2 separate regions of the Homo sapiens genome follow, and region 1 is linked to region 2. Evidence: read pairs that join two places in POLR2A ChIA-PET (ENCODE). Cell type or tissue: CD4-positive, alpha-beta T cell. All regions are shown on one strand. Links, peaks and the distances in the headings refer to the core of each region. The heading gives the core; the rest is flanking DNA.

Region 1 (15,344 bases), core at 3,053-8,052, 69 kb after region 2:
CCCAGGGTAGCACACTAAACCCTCCCTTCTAATTCCCTTTAGAAAACAGCCACCACCTGAAGATCTTTCTCCCCAAGAAGCTGCTGGAGTGTCTTCCTCGCTGCCCGCTGCTGCCTCCAGAGAGGCTACGGTGGAATACAAATGAGGTTTTCTAGGGAGGCTGGGGGTTGGGGCCCAGCAAGACCTAGTAGGCTGGAGGAGGGTGAGTGGGGGGTCTTTCCGTGTCTGTCAACACTCCTAAGTGCAGAGCACCATTCTAAGCTCTTTGGGGATCCTAGGAGAGGTATAAAAACATGGATCTTGGCCGGGCATGGTGGCTCATGCCTGTAATCCCAGCACTTTGGGAGGCTGAGGCGGGTGGATCATCTGAGGTCAGGAGTTCAAGACCAGCCTGGCAAACATGGTGGAACCCCGTCTCTACTAAAAATACAAAAAGCAGCCAGGCGTGGTGATGTACGCCTGTAATCCCAGCTACTCGAGAGGCTGAGGCGGGAGAATTACTTGAGCCAGGGAGGCGGAGGCTGCAGTGAGCTGAGATCACGCCACTGCACTCCAGCCTGGGTGACAGAGTGAGACTCCGTCTCAAAAACAAAAACAAAAAGACATGGATCTTGAAGGAGCCCTCTTTTCTGTGGCATAGCCACCTGGGTAAAAACAAAAGCTACTGCCAGTAAAGTATTCCTTACATACTGGGCACCGTGCTAAACATTTGGCCTGCCTTGTCTCATTTAATCCTCTAACGGTTCTATAGAGCAAGCCCTGTTATTGCTCCTATGTTATTGATGAGGAAACTGATTTACCTCATAGTTTATCTAACTTACTCCAGGGCCTTTTTTTTTGAGACGGAGTCTCGCTCTTGTTGCCCAGGCTGGAGTACAATGGCGCGATCTTGGCTCACTGCAACCCCCGCCTCCTGGATTCAAGTGATTCCCCTGCCTCAGCCTCCCAAGTAGCTGGGATTACAGGCATGTGCCTCCACGCCCGGCTAATTTTTGTTTGTTTTTTTTTTGAGATGGAGTCTCGCTCTGTCGCCCAGGCTGGAGTGCAGTGGCGCGATCTCGGCTCACTGCAAGCTCTGCCTCCCAGGTTTACGCCATTCTCCTGCCTCAGCCTCCGGAGTAGCTGGGACTACAGGCACGCCACCACACCTGGCTAATTTTTGTATTTTTAGTAGAGATGGGGTTTCACTATGTTGGCCAGGCTGGTCTCGAACTCTAGACCTAGTGATCCGCCCATCTCGGCCTCCTACAGTGCTAGGATTACAGGCATGAGCCACCACGCCCGGCTGGAACCTTTGTTATTAACCACCACTGATACTGGCTCTTTCTGGAGGAGGCACAGTCCTTGTGTTACACATTTTCTGTATTCTGCATACTTACTGCCTTGTATGTAGTTGGTTGTTGATATTTATCAATTTGATGTCAGAAGAGGACTGTCAGTAAAACGATGCGTGTATGTGTGTATGTGTGATTGTTGTAAGTGCTATAGAGCGTTTAGGAAGGTCCAGTGTGGTCAGCAGGGCTTCATGGAGCATCTGAAAAGGGGTTTGGTTTATAGAATGGCTATGATTTCCAGATATGGAGAGGTGTGCACATGGTACCTGCCTTGTAGGGCACTAACATGCAGGAGGTAACTATTCAAAGCATGTTCAGGAAGGAATCAATGGATCCATCTGGCAGGAATTGTAGGAGCAATATGGGTAAATAGTGGGAACAGTGAAAGTTTGATCCCTTGTTGGGAAGAACCTTGGAGTCAGGCTAAAGAATCTGAAACTCCTGCCAGGCACAGTGGCTCACGCCTGTAATCCCAGCACTTTGGGAGGCTGAGGCGGGTGGATCACGAGGTCGGGAGATCAAGACCATCCTAGCTAACACAGTGAAACCCCGTCTCTACTAAAAATACAAAAAATTAGCCGGGCGTGGTCGTGGGCGCCTGTAGTCCCAGCTACTCAGGAGGCTGAGGCAGGAGAATGGCATGAACCCAGGAGGAAGAGCTTGCAGTGAGCCGAGATGGCGCCACTGCACTCCAGCCTGGGTGACAGAGCGAGACTCTGTCTCAAAAAAATAAATAAATAAATAAATAATCTGAAATTCCTGGCAGTGTCAAACCACTGAAATTTTTTGAGTCAGGAAGGGGCACAGAGGCCAGGAGTGGTGGCTCATGCCTGTAATCCCAGCACTTTGAGAGGCTGAGGTAGGCGGATCACCAGAGGTCAGGAGTTCAAGACCAGCATGGCCAACATGGTGAAACCCCGTTTCTACTAAAAATACAAAAATTAGCTGGGCACGGTGGCAAGTGCCTGTAATCGCAGCTACTCTGGAGGCTGAGGTAAGAGAATTGCTTGATCCTGGGGGGCGGAGGTTGCAGTGAGCTGAGATCATGCCATTGCACTCCAGCCTGGGTGACAGAGTAAGATTCTGCCTCAAAAGAAAAAAAAAAAAGTCTGGGCACGGTGGCTCACGCCTGTAATCCCAGCACTTTGGGAGGCCAAGGCGGGTGGATCACCTGAGGTCAGGAGTTCGAGACCAGCCTTACCAACATGGTGAAATCCTGTCTCTACTAAAAAAAATACAAAATTACCCGGGCATGGTGGCGCATGCCTGTAATCCCAGCTACCCGGGAGGCTGAGGCAGGAGAATTGCTTGAACCCGGGAGGCAGAGGTTGCAGTGAGCTGAGATCGCGCCATTGCACTCCAGCCTGGGCAACAAGAGTGAAACTCCATCTCAAAAGAAAAAAAAAGGGGCACAGGAATGAGATTTTTGGAGAGTAAAATAATTCACAAAAAAATGTTAGACTTTTGTCTTAGGACAAAAGAAGGGTTCTTAGGAGGGCAGTGGGTCTTGCTGGGTCCAGATACCTAGAAGCATCCTCCACTAGCTGCCAGAACTCAGCAGAGAGTGAGACACTGACAGGATGACCAAGAGGCCAGGCTGAGACTCTCTGTGAAGGAGATGCCCAGCTGAGTGCCTCCTCTCCTACAGGAGATTGCATCCTACCTGATCACCTTTGAGAAGCATGATGAGTGGCTGTCTTGTGCCCCAAAGACAAGGTGAGAAAGTTTGAGAACATGGGGGAGTGGCAGGGGTCCTGGGTTCTGTTCACAGAACTCCAGGGCAACCCTTCCCTTCCCAGGCCTCAGAATGGCTCCATCATCCTCTACAATCGCAAGAAGGTGAAATATCGGAAGGATGGTTACCTCTGGAAGAAGCGGAAGGATGGGAAGACCACCCGAGAGGACCACATGAAGCTGAAGGTCCAGGGCATGGAGGTAAGAGAGTCAGATATTCAGCTCATCTTCCCGAGCCTGCCCTCCTCCACCCTTAGCTGGGCTCTAGCCCGACCTGGGCTTGGTGGCATTGTCCACCTCAGTCCCCTCCCAGTTACTCTTCCCTTCTCACTCACTTTGGGTCGGCTGACATTGCTTTGGCCACTCTCCACTTCCCATTTCCCTCCGTGACTCAACTATCCAGGCCGTAGGCCATGCCTCCCTTCCAGAACACTGATGCCCAGGCCCCTCACTGCTCTTGTGTTTCCCTCAGGGATCCCAGCAATGATGCTCTCAGCACAGGTTTCTCTTCCCCAAATCATTGCCCCTCATCTCAGATGCATTCTTGCTCTGCCCTCTGGTTTCTAGATAGTCCCGTATCTCAAATCTGGTCCTCACTATAAGGCCCCAGCCCCACTGCTCATCTATGACTCAGGGTGGCTGGGATTCAAAAGGGGTGGGGAATAGGTGGGGGCGAGGGTGGGGGAAGGGTTGAAGAGGAACTGGTGGAAAGATTGGGATTCCTGCAAAGGGACTGAACAGAGGAAGAGTTGGGGAGCAGACTAGCCCTCCCCCCACCCCAGCCTGTCTCCTGGCAGTGTCTCTATGGCTGCTACGTTCACTCTTCCATCGTCCCCACATTCCATCGGCGCTGCTACTGGCTGCTCCAGGTAAGGACGGAAGAGCCCAGGGAGCCACCCTCTTCCTGACTCTTTGAGGGACACGGGTCTGAAAGAAGGAAGTGAAAGGATGGCTGAGTTCTGAGTGAGGAAAGGAGCCTGGGAAGAAGAGAAAGGGGCTTGGGGATGGAGAGAGTCAGAAATTGGGGGCGAGGTTAGGAGGGTGCCCAGGAAGAAAGTGAGGATTAGGAAGCCAAGCCCCTGGACCTCAGGACCCCATGGCTCTGTGTGTCCCCTTATACTCTCAGAACCCTGACATCGTCCTTGTGCACTACCTGAACGTCCCAGCCCTGGAGGACTGTGGAAAGGGCTGCAGCCCCATCTTTTGTTCCATCAGCAGCGACCGTCGAGAGTGGCTGAAGTGGTCCCGGGAGGAGTTGTTGGGACAGCTGAAGCCCATGTGTAAGGCAGCAGGGTGGGGATAGAGCTCCAAGGGGAGAGTAGAAACAGGGCTCCCAGAGGGGCCATGGTTCTGGACCCAAAGCCTGAGGGCTGATCATCTCCCTCCAAGCTGGGAGGGTGCTAGGATTCCCGGTGTGTTCTCAGGTATTAGAATACGGAGAAAGGACTAAAGCAACATATCTGAGCAGTCTTGAGGCTGCTGGCCTCTGTTCACCTGGCCAGAAGTCTTGAAGCATGTCAGGTGCTTGGAGGAGCCATCAAGGTACTCTGGGGCCTGTTTCGTGGGGATCCCACAGCACTTCCCCCTAACTTCTCTAGTTCATGGCATCAAGTGGAGCTGCGGGAATGGAACAGAAGAGTTCTCTGTAGAACACCTGGTGCAGCAGATTTTGGACACCCACCCAACCAAGCCTGCTCCCCGAACCCACGCCTGTCTCTGCAGTGGGGGGCTTGGTAAGTTACTCCCTGACCTTTTGGCTGTCTTCCCACCTAGCCACACTGCTCTTACGCAAGCCAGGGGGATATCCATCTTGATGGGATTTGCATGCTGATTTGCAAGTCTTTTGCATGTCCCAGAAAGATGGGCCAGATGAACAGACGTTCCCATCTGGGTGCACACTGGCTCGGAATCAGCCTTGCACTCAGCTGTCATGGCAGCCTCTGCCCTTCCTGTCTTCTACCTTCAGCAATTCCTGTCCCCTCAGCACCACCAGTGACACCCAGCCTTAGCCTTCCTCCTAGTTGGCACCCCCTTGGTTCTGTTCTTTTGTCCTTTTCCTATGCCTTTAACTTTTGCTTTTAGCTACTCTCCCAAGCCCTCAGTTCTCTGGAGCGTTCCTCTGGTCCTGCTTGTTTTGAGGGGAAATGGAGAGGGGGAGGGGGAATAAAGGGTAGGGGTAGAGAACAGACATTTCTGATGCCTCCCAGTGGCTACAATCAGTATTACACCTCTGGTTTATAGGGACGTCCCAGGAAATACTTTTAAGGGCCTCAAGGTAGAGAAGGTGCGGAATGATGTGTCTTATCTCCTCTCCCTCCTACTCCTCTCCACTCCAGGTTCTGGGAGCCTTACCCACAAATGCAGCAGCACGAAACACCGCATCATCTCTCCCAAAGTGGAGCCCCGAGCTTTAACCCTGACCTCTATCCCCCACGCTCACCCCCCAGAGCCTCCTCCACTGATAGCCCCACTTCCCCCAGAGCTCCCCAAGGCACACACCTCCCCATCTTCTTCCTCTTCTTCCTCCTCATCAGGTTTTGCAGAGCCCCTAGAAATCAGACCTAGCCCTCCCACTTCTCGAGGGGGTTCTTCAAGAGGAGGCACTGCTATCCTCCTCCTGACAGGACTGGAGCAGCGGGCTGGAGGCTTGACGCCCACCAGGCACTTGGCTCCACAGGCTGATCCTAGGCCTTCCATGAGTTTGGCAGTGGTTGTAGGCACTGAGCCTTCTGCCCCACCAGCTCCTCCCAGTCCTGCCTTTGACCCTGATCGTTTTCTCAACAGCCCCCAGAGGGGCCAGACATATGGAGGGGGGCAGGGAGTAAGCCCAGACTTCCCCGAGGCAGAGGCCGCTCATACCCCCTGTTCTGCCCTAGAGCCTGCTGCTGCCCTGGAGCCCCAGGCAGCTGCTCGGGGTCCCCCACCACAGTCAGTAGCAGGTGGGAGAAGAGGAAACTGCTTCTTCATCCAAGATGATGACAGTGGGGAGGAGCTCAAGGGTCACGGGGCTGCCCCACCCATACCTTCACCCCCTCCCTCACCCCCACCCTCACCTGCCCCCTTGGAGCCGTCAAGCAGGGTAGGAAGAGGAGAGGCCTTGTTTGGAGGACCTGTTGGGGCCAGTGAACTGGAGCCCTTCAGTCTTTCATCATTCCCAGACCTTATGGGAGAACTCATCAGTGACGAAGCTCCAAGCATCCCTGCTCCGACCCCCCAGCTGTCTCCTGCTCTTAGCACCATCACAGACTTCTCCCCAGAGTGGTCCTACCCAGAGGTGAGACTCAGGCTTACCTCCTCCCTCCTCCCTCCTATTTGTCTTCTGACTCCCCAAAACAAATTGTATTAACTCTTACCCCGTGGTCTGTGACCTAGTTTCCCTCAGTTTTCATGGCTTCTTAGGCTTCTTAGTCCTCTACCTAATCTCTCTCTTTTTTTTTTTTTTTTTTTTTGAGACAGTTTCGCTCTTGTTGCCCAGGCTGGAGTGCAATGGCACAATCTTGGCTCACTGCAACCTCCGCCTCCCGGGTTCAAACGATTCTCCTGCCTCAGCCTCCTGAGTAGCTGGGATTACAGGTGACCGCCACCACGCCCGGCTAATTTTTGTATTTTTAGTAGAGATGGGGTTTCACCATGTTGGCCAGGATGGTCTCAAACTTCTGACCTCAGGTGATTGCCTGCCTCGGCCTCCCAAAGTGCTGGGATTACAGGTGTGAGCCACCGTGCCCAGCCGCCAATCTCTTTTTTTATGTAGAGTGAAGCTGCTTTCCTGTTTCCAGAGTCCTCAGCAACTTAACCTTTTTTCTGTTCCTCTCCCTTCCATGTGTTAGCATGGTTTCTGGAGTCTCCTAGGACCTCATTCCCTTCCTGACTGTTTTCAGGGGTAGGGAATTGGGGCTGTGCAGCCTGGAGAAGAAAAGAAACATCAGGGATGTGATTGCAGACTTTGAGTAGCTGAAAGACTGTCTTCAGCAGTGGAGAAGTTCTGTTTTATGCTGCCTTTGAGAGGAAAAGGAGGAAGTACAGTGGGGGTGAATTAGCCCAAGAACAGAACTTCCTTCTGGTGACAGCTCTGTGGTAGCTTTGGGGGAGGCCCTGAATTCCCAGCTACTGGCAGATTCAGGTAGAGACCAGGCAACCACTTGGCAGGAATGTTGGGGAGAGATAGACTCACTGACCTCACCCCACTGGGTCCTGTCTATCCCTGGACCCCCAGACTCTAGCACAGGACCTGCCATATAGTAGATACCCTGTAAGGGTCTGAATAAATGAATGAGTGAGGGGATGAACGCCCAACTCCAGTCACATGGTCTCTGACTTCTGTCTGCAGGGTGGGGTCAAGGTGCTCATCACAGGTCCTTGGACCGAAGCCGCCGAGCATTACTCCTGTGTCTTTGATCACATCGCAGTGCCAGCCTCACTTGTCCAGCCTGGTGTCTTACGCTGCTACTGTCCCGGTATGAGGATTGGGAACCGTAGGGGGAGGGACTGACATGTGGGCAGTTAGGACAGATCAGGACCTCCAGGCTTCCAGAAAGCACTGGGAACAAATGGGTTGTTTTGAGAGCACAAGGACTTCATCCAGTCCTGAGGTTGAGCCCCAAGCTCTCCCAGCAGGCAGAAGAGCCCAGACTTAGGTGTCAGAAGATCGAGGTTCTGGTCCAAGAAGTCTACTCCTTAGCTAACCAGTGACCTCAGATGAGTCTGATCCTTCCTGAGGTCCTTGGCCTCCTCTCCTGTAAGGTTAGGCATTGACCAAAGGGATTTCTAATGTCTGTCCAGGCTTTCTGGCTTAGAGCCAGAGTCTCCAACTCCAATCCAGGGGGAATGAGAAAGAAGAAATGTGGGTTTCCTCTAACCAGTCTTGGGACTGAAGGACATTGGCTTTTAGAACTGTGCTGTCCAGTATGGTAGCCATTAGCCACATGTGCCTATTAATTAAAGTTAAAGAATACTTAAAATTCACTTCCCCAGTCTCACTGACCATGTTTCAAGTGTTCAGTAGCCACACATGGCTCGTGTTACCCTATTGGATAGTGACGATATAGAACATTCTTGTCACTGCAGAAATGTTCTATTGGACAGCACTGGTCTAGACTTCATTGCCAAGGTTCATCTCTGCCCTTTTGCCACCAGCTTTGCCCTTACCCTACACTCAAAAATCAGCCTTACTAGGGGACCTCAAGGACCACCAAAGTGACAGGTTGGCAGCTTTGCTGTCTACGAGTGTGTTCTCCCCCAGTCTCTACAGCAGCATCCAGCATGTGTGTAAGGAAAGGGGATGAGACCAGAGAATCTGGGGACTGGGAGAAAAAGTCTCAGCACCTGGTCTTAGGATCAGGGCCTGCTGGTTCCATGCTTATGGCCACTGGACACTGTTCATGAGCGGCTAGCTCCCCTTTCCTCCATCTCAGTAACAGGGTCATAACTTCCAGACTCTGATCCGGGGATCAAGAGGATTTTCCAACATCAAATTGTTCATAACTAGTCTCTTGACCCTCAGTTTCCAAACCTTCTTGCTGAATAACAAATATCTTCAACTACAGGGTCTAGAATCCAAGGGATCTCTGGCCCATAGTACGTATTAAGTTCTCAAACAAATGGACTCCCTTCCCAGTTAGTGCCAAGGCCACTGAAGCCAGGGGCCTCTTGGCCCACAGCAGGGCAGTAGGGGAAATAACTATGGAATAATTGTCTGTGGCTGACACAGGTAGCCAGAGAAGGAGCCAGGGAAAGAGAGCCCTTCTCGCTGATCCTACCCTCTCCAGCCCATGAGGTAGGGCTGGTGTCTTTGCAGGTGGCAGGGCGGGAGGGGCCCCTTTCTGCTTCTGTGCTCTTTGAGTATCGAGCCCGCCGATTCCTGTCTCTGCCTAGTACTCAACTTGACTGGCTGTCACTGGACGGTGAGTACCCAGCCCTCTGAACCCAAGTATCCAGCCCACAGCCTTTAAGCATGACATGCTCCTAGACCACTCAGGGTTCAGGTGGCCATCACTGAGCCCCCACTTTACCATTTTTTTTTTTCAATTCCTATTTCATTAGTGATTTCTAAATGTGGCAGCAAACTTCCCTTACCTCCTCTTCCCCATAAATCTTGGGGTCATTTTTATACCAGTTCTTGACCTGCCTTCTCCATCCCAAAGGGTGGAATCTAGACAAGGAAGGCTAAGAGGCAGGGCAGGGACAGGGTCTAGAGCAATATATAGGTGCTATGCACAAGTTTATGTACTTATTTATTATTTATTTTTCTCTTCTTTTTTGAGACGGAGTCTTGCTCTGTCTCCCAGGCTGAACTGCAGTGGCGCGATCTCAGGTCACTGCAACCTCCACCTCCTGGGTTCAAGCAATCCTCCTGCCTCAGCCTCCCAAGTAGCTGGGATTACAGGTGCCTGCCACCAAGCCTGGCTAATTTTTTGTGATTTTAGTAGAGATGAGGTTTCGCCATGTTGGCCAGGCTGGTCTCAAACTCCTGACCTCAAGCAATCCACCCCGCCTTGGTCTACCAAAGTGTTGGGATTACAGGCGTGAGCCACCACACCCGGCTGTACTTATATATTTAAATTTCTATTGTTTTTCCTTTTCTGATATAAAGACGTGTTCATTAACAGAAATTTGGAAATTACACAAAAGCACAAAATAGAAAATAAAAATTTCTGGCTGGGCGCGGTGGCTCGTGCTTCTAATCCCAGCACTTTGGGAGGCCAAGGCGGGTGGATCACCTGAGGTCAGGAGTTTGAGACCAGCCTGGCAAATATGGTGAAACCCTGTCTCCACTAAAAATACAAAAATTAGCCAGGCGTGGTGGTGGGTGCCTGTAGTCCCAGCTACTCAGGAGGCTGAGACAGGAGAATTGCTTGAACCCGAGAGGCGGAAGTTGCAATGAGCCAAGATTGTGCCACTGCACTCCAGCCTGGGCGACAGAGCGAGACTCCGTCTCAAAAAAAAAGAAAAAAATTTCCTATACTACTACTTCTCAGTGATATCCATTGCTAATAACATGGTGTACTAACACAAACATAGAGGCACATACATACGTGTATCTATGTGTGTGTGTATTTATTTATTTAAATCTGGGAGTTTTTGTTCCTGTTACTGGTTCTCTCTCTTGTGGCCTTGAACATTGTTTCTGTCTGCACCTGCTGCTTTCTGCTTTCTCAAGGTTAGCTTTTCTCTATCTCTTCCTCTTGGTGTCTTTGTTGTTGCCTCTTGGCTTCTCTCAGTTCTGCTGCCATCTGTGTTATCTTAGTCTCCCTCTGTCCTTACTTCTCTCTCTCCGGAGCTCTGGTCCTTAGTTTCGCCTCACTCTTGGAGCTGGACCCCACACAAAGCCCGAGTGTGTTGGGTTGCTTGTCTCTGACTTGAGTCTGCCTACCTTGGGATCTGGCCAGGCCTCTCAGTCCTGTTCTGTCTCTGTCCTGCCCTGTGACTGTTCATCACCTTATTTCTCTGTCCCTGTCTAATCTACGTTTTACCGTCTCTCCTATGAGTCTCTTCCATCCCTCTTCTTTCCATTTCTTCTTGAACCAATATCTTAACTTGCCTGTCTTTTATCGTCCTTTCTTACTGCTTGTTTGGCACTTTTCCCCCAGCCCTCCTTTGTCCTTTCTCTCCTCTCCTTCACTTTATCTTTTTTGCTCTCTCTCCTCCCTTTGTTTTCCTTGGGTTTCTGTTCATCATTCTCTGTCCTCCTATCACCTGTGTACCTTCATCCCCTTCTATCCTGGCATCTCAGAACATCTCCAACCTTCACCGTTTGTGTCTGTTTTCCTACAGCTCTGATCCCCTCCTGCCTCCCCTTCTTGTCCTTGTTTGATCTCAGGAGGGGACAGATATAGCTTGGGGGGATATGTGTGTACGTGCGTATTTGTATATGGGGCGGGGAGGAGGAGGAGGAGAAATGGACATGGCTATATGGCTATCCATCTCTGTCACCTTCCGTCCCCCACCATCGTCTTTGTGGACAGCTGCGGGGGGCTGGGAGGAAGGGGAGGTACTTTTCAAATCACAGTCCCTGAGCTTTTTGGGGCAGTGGTTATTAAAAGGGAGGGACCCTGGAATCCTTCACCTTCACCATGGGGGACAAAGGTAGTGTCTGCTGCAAAAATTGACAGAACATTTTGCCTAGGAAAAGGCTGGGGGGAAGAGTGTGTACGGGTGGGATTTGGGACATCTGGAGGCTGGATGACCATTTGGGAATCCTACTACCTCTGTACCTTGAAGGAAACAGTTTTGGTTCCAGATCTGGGTTCTAGATCAGTGGGTAGTATTAACAGCCCTAGTTTAAGGACTGAGTCCTGGTGGGCTTTATTTAGGTGAAGGGGTAAAGGAGCTGTTGTTTTGGGGAAGATAAAAGAATATGGTTCTGTGTCCTCATCCCCAGATCTTGGGACAGGTCTACTTTTGGTGTTCAGGGCATCACCTAGACTGCCCACTCAGCCTCCCATACCCGTTCCCCCTCAGACAACCAGTTCCGGATGTCCATACTAGAGCGACTGGAGCAGATGGAGAAGCGGATGGCAGAGATCGCAGCAGCTGGGCAGGTGCCTTGCCAGGGTCCTGATGCTCCTCCAGTTCAGGTACTTCTGTGAGGAGGGAGGTGGTCTACGGTGGGGAGCAGGGGGAGGACACAGCTAAAGAAAACATCTAGTGCCCATGACTCTCCTCCCTCTCCTGTCCCCAGCCTCCTCAGCCTGTCTTCCCTCTCCCTGACGTCACCCTGTTCCCATCCCCACCTTGTGGCAAGAGTGGCTATTCTGGGCACCCTCTTGGCATGACGGGCTTCAGACTATTTCTGGTCTGAAGAAGGGTGGAGGTGAAGGAGAGGGCGGGGGAGGGGTCAGGAGCACTGGGGCTCAGATCTCTGTGGGTCCCAAGTTTCTGAAAGAAGAGGGCTAAGGCTCAGAGAAGGCTCTGGCTTCTGAGGGGGAGAAGCCATGTGTGAACATGGCACTAATCTGAGCTGATGGGAAGGCACATGGGCAAGATTGTGTGAGGTCTGGCTGCTGGAGGAAGTGGCTGTGGGAGCAAGAGACACAGGCCACAGAGGAACTTCAACTGATGGGATCCTAGAGTGGGACATGTGGGGAGGGGGCAAAATTAGAAGCTGGGAGGACAGATGTGAGGTGGCCAAGGCCACCTCAAGCCAGGGGAGTAGATACCTGGGTCTCTGCCTAAGAGTGTGTATATCGCAGGATGAAGGCCAGGGGCCTGGGTTCGAAGCACGGGTAGTGGTCTTGGTAGAAAGCATGATCCCACGCTCCACCTGGAAGGGTCCTGAACGTCTGGCCCATGGAAGCCCCTTCCGGGGCATGAGCCTTCTGCACCTGGCTGCTGCCCAGGGCTATGCCCGCCTCATCGAGACCCTGAGCCAGTGGCGGTGAGCAAGGGCAGCTGGGTGAGGGCTGGGCAGCCTCTGGGACAGAAGTGTCAGGGGACTGAAGAGGAATTGGAGGACCTGGGGCCCTACCAAGAGGGAGTTGGGGTCATTGTGGGAAGGGAGGGGGTTGGGAGAGGACTTATATTTTGGGGAACTTTCATATCCTGACTTACAACACTTTGACTTCTTGACCTCCTTAAGCTAGTGTCCTTGACTGCCTCTTCCCACCGGCCCTGTACAGCTTGCCTCCTAGTGCCTTTACTTCTGATGTTCCTGCTTTGCCCACTTTTTCCCTCATTGGGCTCTGCTGTCTCTCTCCCAAACCCTCCAGGAGTGTGGAGACTGGAAGCTTGGACTTAGAGCAGGAGGTTGACCCGCTCAACGTGGATCATTTCTCTTGCACCCCTCTGGTGAGGATGACGGATTCCTGAGCGCATATGGGGCAGGGAGCAATGGGAACAGCCCTTGAAAAGGAAGATCCTGAGGAATGCAGGGAGTGGGGTGGGCTGGGGCCTGAAGACCTGACTACCTGGAGGAAGAGCCCCTGGCCTCACCTCCACCTCCGTCTCCGCCTGTCCCGCCCCCTTCCTCAGATGTGGGCTTGTGCCCTGGGACACCTGGAAGCTGCTGTGCTCCTTTTCCGTTGGAACCGACAGGCACTGAGCATTCCCGACTCTCTGGGCCGTCTGCCATTGTCTGTGGCTCATTCCCGGGGTCATGTGCGCCTTGCCCGCTGCCTTGAGGAACTACAGAGACAGGAGCCTTCGGTGGAGCCCCCATTTGCCCTATCGCCACCCTCCTCCAGCCCAGACACTGGTGAGGGTGGCCCTAATCTTTTGGAGAGAGGGATGTAGGTAGGAGGATAGGCCAGGACAAAGCCAAAGGGTGTGGGAAACGAGTAAGAGAGGAGACAAACCACAGAGGCAGGGATGGGAGATAACAGAAGCAAGAACAGACGGGGACCGAGAACAGGATGGGGAAGGCAGGAGACTTGAGCGAGGGATGGCCGTGGCTCCGGCTGCCCTCACTCTCTTCCCTCCCCACACAGGTCTGAGCAGCGTCTCCTCGCCCTCGGAGCTGTCGGATGGCACCTTTTCCGTCACGTCAGCCTATTCTAGTGCCCCAGATGGCAGTCCCCCCCCTGCACCTCTGCCAGCCTCTGAGATGACTATGGAGGACATGGCCCCAGGCCAGCTTTCCTCTGGTGTCCCAGAAGCCCCCCTACTCCTCATGGACTATGAGGCTACCAACTCCAAGGGGCCCCTCTCCTCCCTTCCTGCCCTCCCACCAGCTTCAGATGATGGGGCTGCTCCAGAGGACGCTGACAGCCCACAGGCTGTGGATGTGATCCCGGTACTGCTTATATTGATGGAGTTATGGGGGCTAGAAGTGGAGTAGGAAGGGTGAGGCCGACTTCCATGAAGCAGAATCAAAGTCTGGCTTCAGTTTAGGAAGGGCCTATTTACTTCATTTTGGGACAGGCAAGGTAGCCTTTTGCTTAGCTCCTTTTAGACCATGTGACTTGGAAGTCATGAGGCAGCGGAGGTTGAAAATTCTGGCTGGTCCCACAATACAGATGTTGGAAAAAAAAAATTTGGCCGGGCTTGGTGGCTTACGCCTGTAATCCCAGCACTTTGGGTGGCCAGGGCGGGTGGATCACTTCAGGCCAGGAGTTTGAGACCAGCCTGGGCAACATGGCGAAACCCCCTCTCTACAAGAAATACAAAAATTAACTGGGCACTGTGGTATGTGCCTGTAATCCCAGCTGTTTGAGAGGCTGAGACACAAGAATCACTTGAACCCAGGAGGCACAGGCTGCAGTGAGCCGAGACTGCACCACTGCACTCCAGCCTGGGTGACAGACTGAGACTGTCTCAAAAAAAAAAAAAAAAAGACAAAATAGTAAGATTTAAAATATAAAAAGCATTAAAAAATATTCTGGCTGGGTGCGGTGGCTCACCCCTGTAATCCCATCACTTTCAGAGAACGAGGTGGGAGGATCACTTGAGAACAGGGGCTTGAGACCAGTCTGGCCAACATAACAAGACCCCATCTCTACACAAAATAATTTTTTAAAAATAGGCATGGTGGCACACACCTGTAGTTGTAGCTACTTGGGAGGCTGAGGTAGGAGAACCCCTTGAGCCCAGGAATATGAGGTTGCAGTGAGCTGACTGTGCCATTGCATTCCAGCCTGGACAAGAGACCCTGTCTCTATAACAAAAATTCTAGGGAATATCTTCAGTTAGAGCTGGTTTGTAGGAGTTAACCGTTGATCTATGTAGGGACAAGGTTCTAGGAGAACCAAGATGACGGAGGGCAGCTGGGAGTTGTGTGGAGAGGTAAGGCTGGCAAGATGAGGGTATTTGGCAGTGATCTGATGCAGGAAGGAGGCTTGCACATGATAAAGCTAAGAAAGTCTTGTGGAATGAAAGTGAATCTTCAAGTATAGCCTTGTACTTCTCTGATAGAGACTGGGGACATACCTGCTTTAGAGAGACTAATGGAGTAAGTGGGTGGCACTTTAAGTACAAAAAACTTAGGGAACTCCACAAGTAGGTTGTGTTGAGTGTGTCCAGCAGGAAGTGCTGGAGTATAGGCTTCAGGGCTGGAGCAAAGGCCAGACTGGAGCCATTCATCCGGGTAGTAGTTGGCAAGTGTTGGAATGGTTCTTGGAGAGTTGAAAGGGAGCTGGGGGTGGGCACAGCCAAGCCTATGGGGAGCATGTGCTGGTCAGCTGGCATGGGGCAGGCCCAGGTAGGACAGTGGATGGTTGGCCTGAAAGGGTGTCAAGTCCTCCATTTGTTCAGCTTTGAATCCCCACTTGGAGTATCTCCTTTTTATCCTATATTCTCCATAGCATCTCAGCACAGAGGGACCCCCAAGTGGGAGCCCCATCAGTA
Region 2 (10,342 bases), core at 5,343-10,342:
CTGAAGTAAAGTACTTAATATAATGCTCTGCATGCTCAGAGCACTACAGGCACGCGCCACCTTGCCTGACTAATTTTTGTATTTTTTTGTAGAGACCGGGTTTCACCATGTTGCCCAGGCTGGTACAGACTGTAGTTAAGAGTATATATATCCGTAGGCTGGGAGCCGCGGCTCACGCCTGTAACCCCAACACTTTGGGAAGCCAAGGCAGGTGGATCACTTGAGCTCAGGAGTTTGAGACCAGCGTGGGTAACATGGCAAAACTCCATCTCTACTAAAAATACAAAAATTAGCCGGGCATGGTGGTACCCACCTGTAATCCCAGCTACTCAGAAGGCTGAGGCACGAGAATTGCTTGAACTCGGGAGGCAGAGGTTGCAGTGACCCGAGATCATGCCACTGCACTCCAGCCTCGGAGACAGAGTGAGGCTAAAAAAAAAAGTATATATATATTAAATATTATATTTGTTATGTATATATAACAAATTTGTGAACCTGAACAAGAAACTGACAGCAGTAAAAGAAACACAGACCAGGCTGGGCGCAGTGGCTCACGCCTGTAATCCCAGCACTTTTGGATGCCGAGGGGGACAGATCACCTGAGGTCAGGAGTTAAAGATCAGCCTGACCAACATGGAGAAATCCCATCTCTACTAAAAATACAAAATTAGCCGGGCGTGGTGGTGCATGCCTGTAATCCCAGCTACTCGGGAGGCTGAGGCAGGAGAATCACTTGAACCCGGGAGGCAGAGGTTGTGGTGAGCCAAGATCACACCATTGCACTCCAGCCTGGTCAACAAGAGCAAAACTCCAAAAAAAGAAAGAAAGAGGCCAAGTGCGGTGGCTCACACCTATAATCCCAGCACTTTGGGAGGCCGAGGCAGGCGGATCACGAGGTCAGGAGATCAAGACCATCCCGGCTAACACGGTGAAACCCCGTCTATACTAAAAATGCAAAAAAATTAGCCAGGCATGGTGGCGGGTGCCTGTAGTCCCAGCTACTCAGGAGGCTGAGGCAGGAGAATCACTTGAACCCGGAAGCAGAGGTTGCAGTGAGCCGGGATCGTGCCATTGCATTCCAGCCTGGGTGACAAAAGCGAAACTCTGTCTCAAAAATTAAAAAAAAAAAAAAAAAAAAAAAAAGGAAAAGAAAAGAAATGAAAAAGAAAGTGAAGGGGAGAAAAGCATCTGTAAAAGCCCAAGGGTGGTAGGATGAGAGCTCGTTTCCCTGTGCACCTGGGGATGCACACTCCCCTGGAGGACCAGGGAGGCGCCCTCGTCCTCTTAGGGCCACTCTAGGTGAGGAGAAGGAACCGTCTATTGTCCTAGAAAGGCCGATCCTCTCTAGGCTTCCAAATCGATGGTGAGCTGGAAGAGTGGTGATGCGGCTCATCTTCAGAGCGCTTTCTTGTGCTGTCGTTGTCCTCCAGAGAAGAGGTTGGGGGCTGTGCAAGATGGGACAATGACCACCCAGGGTAGGCCCATGTCATAGTATGGCAGTGCCGAGGCCTTAAAAATCTATGGTTTTTTGTTTTTTTTTTTGAGGTGGAGTTTCGCTCTTGTTGCCCAGGCTGGAGTGCAGTGGCGCGATCTTGGCTCACCGCAACCTCCACTTCCCGGGGGTTCTAGCAATTCTCCTGCCTCAGCCTCCTGAGTAGCTGGGATTACAGGCATGCACCACCATGCCCGGCTAATTTTGTATTTTTAGTAGAGACGGGGTTTCTTCATGTTGGTCAAGCTGTTCTCGAACTCCCGACCTCAGGTGATCTGCCCGCCTCGGCCTCCCAAAGTGCTGGGATTACAGGCGTGAGCCACCACACCCAGCCAAATGCTGAGTTCTTATCATGAGTGATGATGATGAGTTATGGCTATTTCGAGCTGCTAGAGGCCTGCCTTTTTTTTTTTTTTTTTTTTTTTTTTTTATTGTAATGCAGGACGGGAAATGCAACAAACAGCCTCCATGTTCTTGCTGTCTGGGGATGGTATGAGACGTATTCCTTCCTCAGGGCCTTTGCATATCCTATTCTCTCTTCCTAGAATGCTCTTCCTCCAGAGCCCTTATGTCTCTTTCACCTCTTTTATACTCTACCCAAAAGTCTGCCATCCTATCTAATAGTTCAGTGTCCTACCTCCCTCCAGTCACACACTTTATAGCCCCCTTTCTCACTTTATATTTTCTAAACAGTTGTCTTTGTTTTGTTTTGTTTTTGTTTTTGTTGTTTTTGTTTGAGACGGAGTCTCGCTCTGTCACCCGCACGGGAGTGGCTGCTCCTGCATCCTCCACCTCCTGGATTCAAGCGATTCTTCTGCCTCAGCCTCTCAAGTAGCTGGGAATACAGGTATGTGCCACCACATCCAGCTAATTTTTGTATTTTTAGTAGAGACAGAGTTTTGCCATGTTGGCCACGCTGGTTTCGAACTCCTGACCTCAGGTGATCCACCTGCCTCAGCCTCCCAAAGTGCTGGGATTAAGACATAAGCCACCACGCCCGGCCCGTACTACATATTTTATTTACTTTTTAAATTATTGTTTTGTTTTCTCCTCTGATTGTATAATTCACGAGGGCAGGGATTATTGTTAGGTTTTTTTTTTCACTGCTCTGTCCCCAGAGCCTAGACCCACACTATCTAGGTACATACAAATATAGAGAATGAGGGCCTACAGTGGAACACAGGACTGTGAAGTAGGTCCTGGGAAAGATACAAAGAGGTGTGAGATGTTACCCTTGCCTAAGAGGAGTTACAGATGAGGTGAAGTCAGTACACTTAGGGGCACCCACCTCAAATGAAAAGTGAAATCTGGCCGGGTGCAGCAGCTCATACCTGTAATCCCAGAACTTTGGGAGGCCAAGGCAGATGGATCACCTGAGGTCAGGAGTTCGAGACCAGCCTGAGCAACATGGTGAAGCCCCGTCTCTACTAAAAAAAAAAAAAAAAAAAAAAAAAAAAAATTAGCCAGGTGTGGTGGTGCATGCCTATAATCCCAGCTACTTGGGAGGCTGAGGCATGAGAATTGCTTGAACAGGAGGCGGAGGTTGCAGTAAGCCAAGATCGTGCCACTGCACTCCAGCCTGGGCAAGAGGGAGACTGTCTCAAACAAAAAAAAAAAAAAGAAAAGAAAAGTATTCTCAGGTGCCAAGCCGAGTGTACCAAATGCAAATGCTGTAAGAGGAAAGAAATCAGTGTGGGCTGAGCAAATGGGAGCTCCAGAATATCTGTTGAATGAACAAGCTGTTAGGACTTGCTGGCTGTAACTATAATCAAATAAAAGAAGCAAGGAGTCAAAAAGGACACGGTTTGAGCCGGGATGACTGGAAAGTCAGGGTACTACTGGCAGGTGAGAAAGTTGGGTTGGGCAGGGCATATTAGGTTTCAGGCATATTAACATAACTTCTGCTGGGCGTGGTGGCTCACGCCTGTAATCCCAGCACTTTGGGAGGCCAAGGCAGGCAGATCACCTGAGGTTGGGAGTTCCAGACCAGCCTGACCAAAAATGGAGAAACCTCGTCTCTACTAAAAATACAAAATTAGCCGGGCATGGTGGCAGGCGCCTGTAATCCCAGCTACTCGGGAGGCTGAGGCAGGAGAATCACTTGAACCTAGGAGGCAGAGGTTGTGGTGAGCCGAGATCACGCCATTGCACTCCAGCCTGGGCAACAAGAGTGAAACTCCATCTCAAAAAACAAACAAACAAACAAACAAAAACATAGCTTCTGTGTCTCTGGCTCTTGGCCCCACTCATCAGTGTAGACCCACAAATCCAGACAAAGTACTCACCAGCTATTTGTGCAAACCCCTAAAGGATGTCTTACATGTCCCAGTGAACGAGTCTGGTCATCTGTGGACTGACACCAGCCATTTTCTGCACTTCTTTATTCTCAGGACTCCTTCCGCTGAGTATCAGTTTGTCCTAGCTCCTGGCAACAAATAAATGTCAGGTATTCTTCCTCTGTTCCAAACCTTTCAAAGCTGTAGAGAAGCTGTTATTATAGAGTTATAAAATATTAATGCCACAAGAAACTTAAAAATCAGCCAGTCCAAGCCCCTCATTTAGCAGTTGCCCAAAATGAGGCACAAAAATCCGGAGACCTCCTCGTGGCTTGGTGTAGTGTCCAAGCTGAGATCTGACCAGCACTTTGGGAGGTCATGGCAGGAGGATCACTTGAGCCAGGAGTTCCAGATCAGTCTGTGCAACATGGCAAAACCCTGTCTCTACAAAAATTAGCTGGTTGGCTGGGTGCAGTGGCTCACACCTGTAATCCCAGCACTTTGGGAGGCTGAGGTGGGCGGATCACCTGAGGTCAGAAGTTTGAGATCAGCCTGGCCAACATGGTGAAACCCCATCTCTACTAAAAATACAAAAACTAGCCAGGCATGGTGGCACATGCCTATAGTCCCAGCTACTCGGGAGGCTGAGGCAGGAGAATCCCTTGAACCTGGGAGGAAGAGGTTGCAGTGAGTTGAGATCGTACCATTGGATTCCAGCCTGGGCAACAGAGTGAGATCCTTCTAAACAAAAAAATAGCTAGATATGGTAATGCAACGCCTGTAGTCCCAGCTACTTGGGAGGCTGAGGTGGGAGGATTGCCTGAGCCTGGGAGGTCGAGGCTGTGTTGACTAATGATCACGCCACCGTACTCCAACCTGGGCAACAAGAGCGAGACTCAGTCTCAAAAAAAAAAAAAAAAAAAAAAAAAATCTGTAGTCCTGTTGCCCTTTATTCACTTGGCTTATAGGTGTTATTTTGTCTTTCATTTTCTTTTCTTTTTTTCTTTTTTTTTTTTTTTTTTTTTGAGACGGAGTCTCGCTCTTGTTGCCCAGGCCAGAGTGCAGTGGCGTGATCTCAGCTCACTGCAGCTTCTGCCTCCCTGATTCAAGCGATTCTCCTGCCTCAGCCTCCCGAGTAGCTGGGGTTACAGGCGCCCACCACCACGCCCGGCTAATTTTTGTATTTTTAGTAGAGACAGGGTTTCACCATGTTGGCCAGGATGGTCCCGAAGTCCTGACCTCAGGTAAGCGACCCGCCTCGGCCTCCCAAAGTGCTGGGATTACAGGCCTGAGCCACGGTGCCTGGCCTATCTTTCATTTTCAAAGCTTGTTTTTGAGTGGTGGCATGGGGCACACCCCTGTACTGCTAATGCAAAGGAATATTAGAATCACCATTTGTGAAAGAAACTTGGCAGTCTGTTACAAGAGCCTCAGCTATGTCATACAGTTTCACCCAATAATTCTATTTCAAGAGACTTATCCAGGAAAAAAAAAAAAAAAAAGACCAAAATAAGAAAAGCTTTGTAATGAGCCCTTGTTGCTTTTACCTACCCAGTGCCTCTGTTCCTCTTCTGGTAACTGAATTCCTCCTTCATCTACCAATTTATAGCAGCAGGGTTTGAGATTCTTTCACTGAATTCCAACCAATCAAATTATCTGAAAAGTATTATTTTTCTTTTTTCAGACAGGGTCTCGCTCTTTCACCCAGGCTGGAGCACGGTGGTGTGACCCCAGTTCACTGAAGCCTCAACCTCCTGGGCTCAAGGGATCCTCCCACCTCAGCCTCCTGAGTAGCTGGGACTATAGGTGCACATCAGCATGCCCAACTAAATTTTATTTTTTGTAGAGATGGGGTTTCGCCATGTTGCTTGGGCTGGTCTCGAACTCCTGGGCTCCTGCGATCCGCCCATCTCAGCCTCCCAGAGTGCTGGGACTACAGGCATGGGCCATTGCACCTGGCCTTTAAAATATTCTTTTCTTTTCAAGTGAGAAATGGTATCCTACTGATGTCTTAATTTGCCTTTCTTTGATATATACAGTCAGGGAGAGCATCTTTTCCACATGTCTATTGGCCATGTGTATTTCCCATGAAATATTTCATACCACCCCCCTCACCATTTTACAATATGATCTTTATCAATGTCACAGTGATAGGATATGTCTCTAACCTGTATCTTTTATTTTCTTTCTTTCCTTTTTTTTTTTTTTGATACGGAGTTTTCCTCTTGTCGTCCAGTCTGGAATGCAATGACATGATCTCGGCTCACCACAATCTCCGCCTCCCGGGTTCAAGCAATTCTCCTGCCTCAGCCTCCCGAGTAGCTGGGATTACAGGCATGTGCCACCATGCCCGGCTAATTTTGTATTTTTAGTAGAGACAGGGTTTCGCCATGTTGGTCAGGCTGGTCTCGAACTCCTGACCTCAGGTGATCCACGCCCCCTTAGCGTCCCAAAGTGCTGGGATTACAGGCACGAACTACTATGCCTGGGATTAACCTGTATCTTTTGACTTATTAACTTGTCTGTGCTTACTGGAGTGGCACTCTGAGCTGAGCCTGGACAGGTGAGACTATTTCTAGAGGTTTGTCTATTCTATATATTTCATATAAACAGGATCATACAATATGTTGGAATTGCATCTTTATGTCTCTTTTCAGTAGTCCAATGGCACAATCTCAAAAACAGTCTAACTTCTGAACTTTTGCATACTGTTTGTTTGTGTTCTTCACATCTGGATTTGGCGTTCCCACGCTGGAATGCTGTTTGGGGGGATGATACGCAATCTTCTCTCAGTCTCCATGGTAATCGCTCTGAACTCACCGCCCAGCTGTAGGGCAGCGCTTGCATGTGATCATGATAAACTGCAATATGCATTCAACTGAAATAGAAAAGCAGCTCAAGGATGCACAGCGAAGCTGTGGTTTTTTTTGTTTTTGTTTTTGTTTTTTTGTTTTTTTTTGAGACGATGTTTTGCTCTTGTCGCCCAGGCTGGAGTGCAATGGCAAGATCTCGGCTCAGTGCAACCTCCGCCTCCCAGGTTCAAGTGATTCCATGCCTCAGCCTCCTGAATAGCTGGGATTACAGATGCCTGCCACCACACCCGGCTAATTTTTGTATTTTTAGTAGAGACGGGTTTTCACTGGTCTCGAACTCCTGACTTCAGGTGATCCACCTGCCTCGGCCTCCCAAAGTGCTGGAATTACAGGTTTGAGCCACCGCATCTGGCCTGCAGTGAAGCTTTCTAAGTCTATCTTTTCCTTTCTCCTTTCCTTCCTCGTGTCCCAAAGGCAGGAATATGCCCCTCCTCTTGAAGTTCCTCTGATTGTCCAGTCCTCCACGGAAAATCTTATTATTTGTTTATCAGACCAGAAGCAAAATAAATGCCCTTGAAAGGTGACAAGCAACAGCGTGAGGAGGACCTCGCTTGCCCAGGCAGCTTCCTCCAATCCCACCCTTGCCCCACACCAGAACAGAGGATAATTTCAGCACCCGTGCCTGGGAAGACACCCAAAATGAGTGTCTGTAGTTTGTCCCCTCTTTGAAAGAATGCAGGGCTTGAGAAGGCTCACTTTCCCTGCAGGCCTCTGTCTGGTGCCAGATGTAGGCTCTGTGAAAAGAAGCACAGCTATAACCGGGAGCCTTAAAATAGTCAAAGTTTCTATAACAGAAATTATTAGTGGTGTAGGGGAGCAAAAACAGGCAAAAGAATAGCTGCTTTGAGCTTCAGGCTTTCATTGTGGTTAATAGACAATTGAAATCAAAGAAACATGTTTACTTCTTTTTTCTTTTCTTTTTTTTTTTTTTGACAGGATGTTGCTCAGACTGGAGTGCAGTGGTGCGATCTGGGCTCACTGAGGCCTCAAACTCCTAGGCTCCAGGCTGGGGTGCTGTGGTGTGAACTCAGCTCACCGCAACCTCCACCTCTGGGCTCAAGCGATTCTCCTGCTTCAGCCTCCTGAGTAGCTGGGACTATAGGTACACACCACCACACCTGGCTAATTTTTTTTTTTTTTTTTTTTGAGACAGAGTCTTCCTCTGTCACCAGTCTGGAGTGCAGTGGCATGATCTTAGCTCACTGTAACCTCCGCCTCCTGGGTTCAAGCCATTCTCCTGGCTCAGCATCCCGAGTAGCTGGGATTACAGGCGCCCACCACCACACCCAACTAATTTTTGTATTTTTAGTAGAGACAGGGTTTCACCATGTTGGTCAGGATGGTCTTGGTCTCCTGACCTCGTGATCTGCCCACGTCGGCCTCCCAAAGTGCTGGGATTACAGGTGTGAGCCACCGCTCCTGGCATTTTTTTTCTGTAGAGATGGGGTTTTGCCATGTTGCCCAGGCTGGCCTCGAACTCCTGGGCTCAAAGCAATCCTCCCTCCCCGGCCTCCCAAAGTTCTTGGATTACAGCATGAGCCACCATGCCTGGTGGAAATCCATGTGGAACATGTTTGTTTTCCCTCCACTGGGTTGTAGCCCAGCTTTCACTCCACTATTTGTGTTATTTCTCCACCTCCCACTTCAGCACCTCAGTCTCTTTCATCCTAAGAAAATCCACCTCACCCTGTGGAATTAAAAACATTTAAACCAGCCAGGCACGGTGGCTCACGCCTGTAATCCCAGCACTTTGGGAGGCCGAGGCAGGTGGATCACCTGAGGTCAGGAGTTCAAGACCAGCCTGACCAACATGGTGAAACCCCGTCTCTACTAAAAATACAAAAATTAGCTGGGCATGGTGGTGGGCGCCTGTAATCCCAGCTACTCGGGAGGCTGAAGCAGGAGAATCGCTTGACCCCAGGAGGCGGAGGTTGCAGTGAGCCGAAATCGCACCATTGCACTCCAGCCTGGATGACAAGAGCAAGACTCCATTTAAAAACAAAACAAAACAAAAAACAAAACAAAAAAAAACCCTTTAAACCAAAGAATTTGGATGCAGATTGAAATGGTTAGAAAATGTGGCCGGGCATGGTGGCTCACGCCTGTAATCCGAGCACTTTGGGAGGCGGAGGCAGGTGGATCACCTGAGGTCAGGAGTTCAAGACCATCCTGGCCAACATGGTAAAACCCCGTCTCTACTAAAAATACAAACATTAGCAGGTGTGGTGGTGTGCGCCTGTAATCCCAGTTACTTGGGAGGCTGAGGCAGGAGAATTGCTTGAACCCAGGAGGCCGAGGTTGCAGTGAGCAGAGATCGCGCCATTGCACTCCAGCCTGGGGAACAAGAGTAAGACAACATCTCAGAAAAAAAAAAAAAGAAGAAGAAGAAAAGAAATGGTTAGAGAATGCAAGGCCCTGGGTTAGTCATTAGCCTTTGTTTTTCAGAAGGACAAGAAATAAGGTGGGGAAATTTTTACATACCAGTGGCCATAAAATTTAAGTTAAATCTTGACTTATTCTGTATCTTGGCCCGCTAAAACTGGGTTTCAGTTTGTTTTGATTTTCTATAAGGGGCAAGGAGCTTTTCCTTCCTCCTAGAAAGGTCATTTTCATAACTGTGAGAATTGTCACTTTGCAACCTTGAAACCTTGAGTCTGATCATGTTTATTACTAGAACCTACATCTGTTTGAGGGTTTGTTGTGGAAAACTGTCTTTGTTCCAGGAAGTCGTAAACCACATTGATCCTAAGATGCTGACTTCACTCCTGGACCGAATAGTTATTAACCCCAGTGGCATTACTATTCTAGCTCTAATTAACTCTACCAATATGAAAACATCTGAGGGTTCTCTGAAAATCAGGAAGCTATCTAAAGGCATTCCTTCTTGTAAAACACACACACACACACACACACACACACACACCCCACATCAATTAATAAGTAAATCTAGGCTGGGTGCCATGGCTCATGGCTGTAATCCTAGCACTTTGGGAGGCCAAGACAGGATTGCTTGAGCCCAGGAGTTCGAAACAAGCCTGGGCAACATAGAGAGACCTTGTCTCTACAAATACTTTAAAAATTAGCCAGGAGTGGTGACACATGCCTGTGGTCCCAGCTACTTGGAAGGCTGAGGCAGGAGGATCACTTGAGCCCAGGAGGTCGAGGCTGTAGTGAGCCGTGGTTGTGCCACTGCACTCCAACCTGGGTGACAGAGCGAGACCCTGTCTCAAAAGTAAATCTACACTCTACTTTATTTTATTTTATTTTATTTTATTTATTTATTTTAGACAGAGTCTTGCTCTGTTGCCCAGGCTGGAGTGCAGTGGCGCAATCTCTGCTCACTGCAACCTCCGCCTCCCAGGTTCACACCATTCTCCCGCCTCAGCCTCCCGATTAGCTGGGACTACAGGCGCCCGCCACCAGGCCCGGCTAGTTTTTTTTGTATTTTTAGTAGAGACAGGGTTTCACCGTGTCAGCCAGGATGGTCTCGATCTCCTGACCTCGTGATCCACCCGCCTCGGCCTCCCAAAGTGCTGGCATTACAGGTGTGAGCCACCGCGCCTGGCCAATCTACACTCTAAACTGCAGACCCAAACCAAGTAATCCACACAAATATCTAGGACAAGAAAAGCTCCCTGGGAGGGTTTCACCACTTATCAGTAGATCGGTCAGAGCAGATTTGGAGGTCGAGGAAGAAGCCC

What was found. Peaks named below come from ENCODE experiments on the same cell type or tissue, not always from the same donor. Only the 100,000 strongest peaks of a DNase experiment are listed, where the experiment ranks them.
Region 1: POLR2A ChIA-PET joins it to region 2 with 7 read pairs; 19 of 35 experiments call an interaction of 5 or more read pairs at or near these places.

Annotation. Positions count from the first base shown.
Region 1 is chr17:4,970,682-4,986,025 of GRCh38, reverse strand. CAMTA2 (calmodulin binding transcription activator 2) reads left to right here. Exons shown (of 23, transcript NM_015099.4): 3 at 43-146; 4 at 2,983-3,050; 5 at 3,134-3,269; 6 at 3,866-3,937; 7 at 4,195-4,348; 8 at 4,667-4,801; 9 at 5,405-6,342; 10 at 7,396-7,522; 11 at 8,834-8,968; 12 at 11,526-11,641; 13 at 12,257-12,441; 14 at 12,773-12,851; 15 at 13,035-13,257; 16 at 13,490-13,794. It overlaps LOC124903901 (a long non-coding RNA gene), which reads right to left and starts at 12,312. Exons shown (of 2, transcript XR_007065588.1): 1 at 12,224-12,312; 2 at 11,345-11,666. In CD4-positive, alpha-beta T cell, for the core only: CTCF peaks have their summits at 5,076 and 5,279; a DNase peak (open chromatin) is centred at 5,255.
Region 2 is chr17:5,046,694-5,057,035 of GRCh38, reverse strand. LOC105371501 (a long non-coding RNA gene) reads right to left here. Exons shown (of 4, transcript XR_002958101.2): 4 at 3,654-3,917. Among named protein-coding and RNA genes, the nearest start is that of SLC52A1, 16 kb to the right of the region's middle. RefSeq lists an enhancer at 1,188-1,482. In CD4-positive, alpha-beta T cell, for the core only: no CTCF peak of the experiment used is centred there; a DNase peak (open chromatin) is centred at 7,645; H3K27ac peaks cover 1,309 bases.